Regions from separate parts of the Homo sapiens genome. Here region 2 is linked to region 1. Evidence: chromatin contacts called from ENCODE Hi-C data. All regions are on one chromosome and are shown on one strand. Each heading gives the region's core, a stretch centred on a gene start or an enhancer-like site at or near the end of the contact. The rest is flanking DNA. Distances are from core to core; before and after follow the strand shown. Region 1 holds the start of PSMD10 (proteasome 26S subunit, non-ATPase 10). Region 2 holds the start of ALG13 (ALG13 UDP-N-acetylglucosaminyltransferase subunit).

Evidence for each region. Hi-C counts contacts between places; a loop is a spot of excess contacts on that map. Pooled maps may share reads with other maps.
Region 2: a map of naive thymus-derived CD4-positive, alpha-beta T cell shows a loop between it and region 1 (36-fold over the local background). The contact joins the promoter of ALG13 here to the promoter of PSMD10 in region 1. A Hi-C loop is called at or near these places in 1 of 168 maps with a recorded cell type or tissue (naive thymus-derived CD4-positive, alpha-beta T cell), 1 of 37 single-sample maps with no recorded cell type and 11 of 50 pooled maps.

The regions. Positions count from the first base shown.
Region 1 is chrX:108,090,268-108,093,684 of GRCh38, forward strand. It overlaps PSMD10 (proteasome 26S subunit, non-ATPase 10), which reads right to left and starts at 1,275. Exons shown (of 5, transcript NM_002814.4): 1 at 1,140-1,275. The coding sequence starts at 1,253. ATG4A (autophagy related 4A cysteine peptidase) reads left to right here and starts at 1,511. Exons shown (of 13, transcript NM_052936.5): 1 at 1,511-1,569. The coding sequence starts at 1,560. RefSeq lists enhancers at 1,024-1,423, 1,474-1,713.
Region 2 is chrX:111,678,809-111,682,419 of GRCh38, forward strand. ALG13 (ALG13 UDP-N-acetylglucosaminyltransferase subunit) reads left to right here and starts at 2,362. Exons shown (of 27, transcript NM_001099922.3): 1 at 2,362-2,491; 2 at 3,324-3,486. The coding sequence starts at 2,411. RefSeq lists enhancers at 2,030-2,749, 2,429-2,618, 2,689-2,738, 2,759-2,818.

The DNA.
Region 1 (3,417 bases), core at 25-2,524:
ATGTCTTTTTGCAGTTGGTTTGTTTAAATCAGGAACCAGACGAGATCCATAAATTGCATTTCTTCATGTTTTTTACGTCTCTTGATGCTGAATAGTTCCTTTCCCTTTTTAAGCCACTGACTTGACTGAAGAATGGTTAAATTTCCAATGGAGTATTAAATCTTAATATAAAGTATTACATTTAAATTTAAATCCTTAAATATCACCAGACCATAATGAAGTAAACCAGGTAAAGATAAGGCCATTTTCAGGTTGAGTAATAAAGGAAAGTTCCAGAAAAGAGAAAACAGTCTCTTGATTTCTAATTCTCTCCCAAAAGACACAAAATGGAGATCTGTAAGTATGGGACAGTCTCACTAGTGCTTACGACACTGTCTGCGAAACACAAGGCCATCTATAAATATTTGTGGGCTTACTAAAGGCACCATGAATCCTAGAAACTGAGGATGAAAGCACGAGAGTCCTGTGAGCAGGAGGGCAGAAAGAAACACTTCTAAACTTCTGTCTACCTCTGCTTAGAATGTCCACTCATTCCCCCATGGAAATCCCACTCATGCTTCAAAGTCTAACTAACCTTCCCTTCTTTGCAAAAACTTTTCCAATTAACGACAGTCATATTCAGCATCAGATCCTCCTATTAACGTGTTCTGAAAGCACCATGTAAACTTCTCTGCCGAGTATTTACCACAATTTGTAATCGGACATGTTTTTGTGCTTATTTTATTGTCTGCATCTTCCACTCCACCGTATCCCCAGCTCCTAGCAAACTGCCTGGCACGGAAGGGGCGTTCAATTTCACATGCGTTACTGAATACAGTTACTAGTAAAGGTAAATAAATCCATATAAAAAGCCTTCCTTTTCACTGATTGGGAGTTTCTGAGAAATGCGGTAGACGTTCTAGAACTATCCAAAAATCAGGGAGCGGAGCTCCGGGCCAACGGGAAAATATCTGAGGTCTGTGGGGCTAGCTCCCGCAGGCCTATCGCGAGTCCCGAGGTGACCCAGGGGGACTGCTTGGGGCGGCGGGGGCGGGGTTCTGCTTCTCTCAGAAACGGGGCCTCCGCTAGGGCCGGGCCCCGAAAGCCACGTAGGGCTTCGCCGACGTCGCCGACTGCGGAGAGACCTAGCGTTGCTTTACCTGGTCAGTTCTAGTAGCCAGGGATTTATCGGCCAGAATACTCTCCTTCAACTCTTCCAGCTTCCCGCTGTAGGCCAGGTTGCAGACCATTAGGTTAGACACACACCCCTCCATTTCGCTGTCCCAGCAACTACTTGTCGCGCGAGCAACGCCCGCCTCACGTCGCCGGCTCCGGCTACGCCAGTCAAAACAGCCGTTAGAGCTTCACCAATCACCGGCCTTCCTCGTTCCCTTTTCTTTTCCCGTCGCGCGGCGCCTCTGGGAGTTGCAGTTTGAGAGCAGTTCCGGGCAGGGAGGCGCCTTTGCTGCCCTCACAGACTTGGCCCCTAGCAGTGCAGAACTACAAGTCCCAGGGATCCTAGCGACCGTCCGTCCGTAGTCAAGTTGCCGGTGGAATTGGCCCAGGATGACAGCTGGAGAATGGAGTCAGGTACGGGGAGCGGCTTTGAGTGGAACCGTGTGAAAGAGCCGGGGTGGGTAGTCGCTGGCGGGTCGTTGAGTCGGCCATATGAAACAGGTTCGGGGGCAGGGCAAGAGTTATGAGAGCCTAAAGGTCCTGTCCCCCGGGGTTCCTGACCTGCAGTGGCAGGCGGAAGGGACAAGGGTTGGAGCTGAGTACTACCTACTGAGCTCGAACCGGTGACTGTGGCTACCCTCCCCCTCCCTGCCACCGCCTAGGGAGTGGAAAGAAGTGGGGGTTAATTACTCTGACATCTCGGCGGTGTGGCATCAGGACAGGGTTCTACCACAGCAGTGATAGCATATGGCACCGTACTGAGGTGATGTGCCAGGGTGATGCCAAAGGCAGGGTGTGATGCCGTGGGAGCCACCTGATATCTAAGAGACCTCGGTGAGTCCATAGCCTGGTGACATCACAGCTTGATGAGGGTCATCTTAAGGATACCGGGCTGTGGTGTTGGCATTTTAATATCACGATATTAACTATGTTGTCAAGGCTTTGCTACAACTATTAAGCTAATAGTGTTTCTTTTTATAGAAATCCCAAATAGTGCCATAGCAGAAGCAATGCAAGACTGATCCTTTATAGGGCATATCCAGAGGACATTATGCCACAACTAGGTAACGATAAGAATACATTCAAGAAAGAGACTCATGATGTTTATGTTTATCCTGTTATAGTGTAGAACAGGAGTTGGGAAACTTTCTGTAAAGAGCCAGATAGTAAATATTTTAGGCTTTGTAGGCCAAAAGGCAAAATCAAGAATATTTTGTTGGTACTTTTATGACAAAAGAGAAAACAAATTTCAACAAATTTTTATTGATGAAATTCAAAATATAATAGTAATTGAGTACTTTTTTTGTAATACAGGAAGACTACCAATGAGAAGAATAGAATTCTTTTTAGGGGATAATATTTTGCTTAATTGGGGCTCAGAATTAGTGTTCCCTATTGTCAAAATTGATTTTAAGTGTTCATCTGTTAATGCTGATCTGTTAGGAAATTTTTACCTATTTAATCTTTGAAAATGTCATTTTACATAGATAGGTACTGCCAAATACTGATATCAATTCATAAACATATACTTTTTTATTTTTATTTTTATTTAATTTTTCAAAAATTTCAGAATAGTTGTAGATTTATAGAAAAGTTGCAAGGTTAGTAGAGTTCCTGTATAACACTCACTCAAAATGAGGCACATTTTACATATCATAAAATTCACTGATTTCAAGTGCATAATTAAATGATTTTTGGTAACTTTACTGAAGTGGGGCAACCATCACCATAAATCAGTTTTAGAACTTTTTGATCCCTCCAGTAAGGTCCCTCATGCCTATTTATAGTTAATCAATCCTCTGTCCCATTCCCAGCCCCAGACAACCACTAATCTACTTTTTTGTTTCTATAAATTTGCCTATTCTGGACATTTTATATAAATGAAATCATACAATATGCAGTCTTTGTGTCTGATTTCTTTCACTTAGCATAATATTTTTGAGATTCATCCATATTGTAGTATGTATCAGTACTTCCTTACTTTTTTATTGCTGAATAGTATTCCATTTTATGGATATAACACATTTTTATCTGTCTACTCACTATTAGATAGGCACATCAGTTTCCAATTTTTGGCTACTATGACTAGTGCTGCTAAGAAGATTAGTATGTAAGTCTTCGTGCGGACATATTTTTTTCATTTCTCTTTGATAGATACTTAAGGGTGGAGTTACTGGATCACAGGGAAAATTTATGCTTAACTTCTTAAGAAACTGCAAAACTGTTTTCCAAAATGGCAGCAACATTTTGCACTTCCACTAG
Region 2 (3,611 bases), core at 1,112-3,611, 3.6 Mb after region 1:
GTTGCCCAGGCTAGAGTGCAGTGACACAATCTCAGCTCACTGCAACCTCCGCCTCCCAGGTACAAGTGATTCTCCTGCCTCAGCCTCCCAAGTAGCTGGGATTACAGGTGCCCGCCACCGTGCCTGGCTAATTTTTGTATTTTTAGTAGAGATGGGGTTTCACCATGCTGGCCAGGCTGGCCTCAAGCTCCTGACCTTGTGATCCACCCACCTCGGCCTCCCAAAGTGCTGTGATTGCAGGCGTGAGCCACCGTGCCCAGCCAGTTAGAGTGATTTTCTAAAAGCCACTTTTGATGCACCTGTAGTCCCAGCTACTTGGGAGGTGGAGGCGGAGGCGGGAGTGCTCTCGGACCAAACTGAGGGTGGGGCTGCTATTTCTCGTGACCTAATAACAAGATGCAGATAAACTGTGGAGGAAGAGAGTTTTTATTTCTGTAACTGTTTACAGGGAAAAGGCCTGGATATTATCACGAAACCAACTCAAAATCACGATGTTTTCCAGAGCTTATATACCTTCTAAGCTATATGTCTACATGTAAGTGTGCATTCATCTAAAGACATAAGTGATTAACTTCTTTTAATCTATAAATAAGGTCTGAATCTTGAAGATCTTCCTCTGGAGCCTCAGTAAATTTACTTAATCTAAATGGGTCCGGCAAGGTGCGGTGGCTCACGCCTGTAATCCCAGCACTTTGGGAGGCCAAGGTGGGTGGATCATGAGGTCAGGAGTTCGAGACCATCCTGGCTAACATGGTGAAACCCCGTCGCTACTAAAAATACAACAAATTAGCCGGGCGTGGTGGTGGGTGCCTGTATTCCCAGCTACTTGAGAGGCTGAGGCAGGAGAATGGCGTGAACCCGGAAGGCAGAGCTTGCAGTGAGCCGAGATTGTGTCACTGCACTCCAGCCTGGGTGACAGAGCGAGACTCCGTCTCAAAAAAAAAAAAAAAAAATCTAAATGAGTCCAGGTGCTGGCGTGATTACCCTTATCTTGTCTCCTGCTAAATCACAGAGGTTTGGGGAGTTCCTTCGGACTCCCAACAAACTTGTTTGTGGAGGCCTGGGGAGTTTCTTCAGACCCACAATAAAACTTGTTTAATCCTAAATGGGTAATGTTAAGACTTCCTTTGTTATTTTGTCATGCTTTAGGGCCCAGGAAAGGCCTAGGCAAAACTCTTGGTGGGCTTTAGTTACATTCCAGCCTTTGTATAAGGGCACTGGCTTTTTTTAGCTTTTAATATTAACTTCACCACTCAGTACTGAAACAGTTGTTATGGAGGCCTCCGTTAGTGAGACGTGGCCTGCCACAGGAGGACTGCTTGAGCCCAGGAGTTAGAATCAAGCCTGGGCAACAGAGCAAGACCCCATACCTTATAAGATGCCTTTTATTTTTAGTTTTTTTATTTTTTCGAGACGGGGTCTCACTGTCGTCCAGGCTGCAGTGCAGTGGTGTGATCATGGCTCACTGCAGCCTCAGCCTTCTGACTAGCTAGGAACACAGGTGGGTGCTCCCACCCCCGGCTAATTAAATTTTTTTTGTTTGTTTGAGACAGGGTCTCATTCTGTGTCACCCAGGCTGGAGTGCAATGGCAGGATCTTGGGCTCACTGAAACCTCTGTCTCCTGGGCTCAAGCAATTGTCGTGCCTCACCCTCCTGAGTAGCTGGGATTACAGGAGCCTGCCACCACGCCCGGCTAATTTTTGTATTTTTAGGAGAGACAGGATTTCACCATGTTGCCCAGGCTGGTCTGGAACTTCTGACCTCAATAATATACCTGCCTTGGCCTCCCAAAGTGCTGGGATTACATACTTGAGCGATGGCACCTGGCCTAAAAAATAATATTTTTAGAGACAAGGGTTTTGCTATGTTGCCCAGGCTAGTCTTAACTCCTGGGCTCAAGTGATTCTTCCCAGTAGCTTGGGATTACAGCCACTGTGCCTGGTAAGGCACTTTTATTTTTCATATCCCCTTAGCCAACTCGAAGTAAAACCATCTCTCAAATGTATCTTGACAAAACCTGGCAGCAAACAAAAAAATCTCAAACTTGTCTGTCATTAAAAGATTGTGGTACCCACGCAACGACACCAACTCAATGCTTAGGGTATGATGTTTTTTTTTTTTACCCATCAGTTTTGAAAAAGTTAATTACATTTGGCAATTCCCCATTCCCTTATAGTGAGGGGTCTCAAGAGCTGGCTCCTACACATAAAGGGCTTAGAACAGTGGCTGGTACCTAGGCCACCAATAGTCTTTTGCCCCACCCAACCGGTGACACAGCCCGGGGCCCCGCCGCCCCCTGGCGGCCATTACGGATTTCCGCCTCCCTCACAGAAGGCAGTCACTGCAACGTGCGTGGCCTCAGTTGCGTCATATCCGGCCCTTGCGATCAGGGCTTGAGGAACCCGCGCCATGAAGTGCGTGTTTGTTACCGTAGGGACCACCAGCTTTGACGACCTCATTGCGTGTGTGTCGGCGCCCGACAGTCTGCAAGTGAGTGAGGGAGGCGAGCAGGCGGCGGCTTGGCTCGCCACCCGCCATCTCCGGCCATACTGCCAGCCGCGTTAGCCTTGCCTGACCGTCGCGCTCGGAAAGAAACCCCCGCAACTCTACCACAGGTGCCGCTGCCCCTTAGCTGGCTTCTGCCCACGCCCGGCGGGGCCCTTCTCCGGCTACCCGGCCACTCGGGGTTGCCTGTTTCCTCTTCCCATTATTCCGGCCGCTCCTCTCCCTCATTTCTTCAGCTCCTTTTCCGGTCTGCCCCCGCGCTCTATTCTCCGCCTCCGCGTCCTCCGCCCCTCCTTCCAACGGCTCCGCCCCTCCGAGCTCGGGTTTTCCACCGGGCTCGGCAGTTTTTCCTCAGGCCCCCCTGTGGACCGCACGTCGGCGCCGGCGTCTGAGCCAGCCGAGCTCGCCTCAGAGCCCGGCTCCTTCCCCTCAGCACTTGGCCGGAGCCCGCGCGGTTCCTCTCCTCAGCGCGCGTCGTCCCCTCAGGGCTCCCGGTTCTCGCAGTTGATCAAGTGAGGCAGAACGGGTAGTGCCTGGGTTCCCCCCGAGTTTGCGACTCCTTTTCCAAAGTCTTTTCCTGCTGTGGCTTTCGCGGGACTCTGCGAGCTGGGTCGCTTAGATTCATGAGTGCTTGGGAGGTTCCTCGTCGGGCCCCGGACCAGAAAATAGTTTTGAAAACTAAGTGAAATCGGCCACAGATAGGCTTTTTGGCGGCCGTGCTCCGATGTTAACGTCAAACTTTAGTAGTGGTGGTGGTTCCTGCTCTGTTTTACATAGCCAGTTTAAAAGGCCCTCACATTCTGATTTCCTCTTTCAGAAAATCGAGAGCCTTGGTTACAACCGACTTATCCTGCAAATTGGTAGAGGAACGGTGGTACCTGAACCCTTCAGTACTGAGTCGTTTACTCTGGATGTTTACAGGTACAAGGATTCCTTGAAAGAAGACATTCAGAAAGCAGATCTTGTTATTAGTCACGCAGGTAAAGGTGCCTAAGAATCTCAGGGTTGGGTCTTTTAATTTTAATTTTTTTTAAGTTCTGGGGTATTCTGGGGGTACATGTGCAGGATGTGCGGGCTTGTTACAAAGGTAAACGTGTGCCATGCA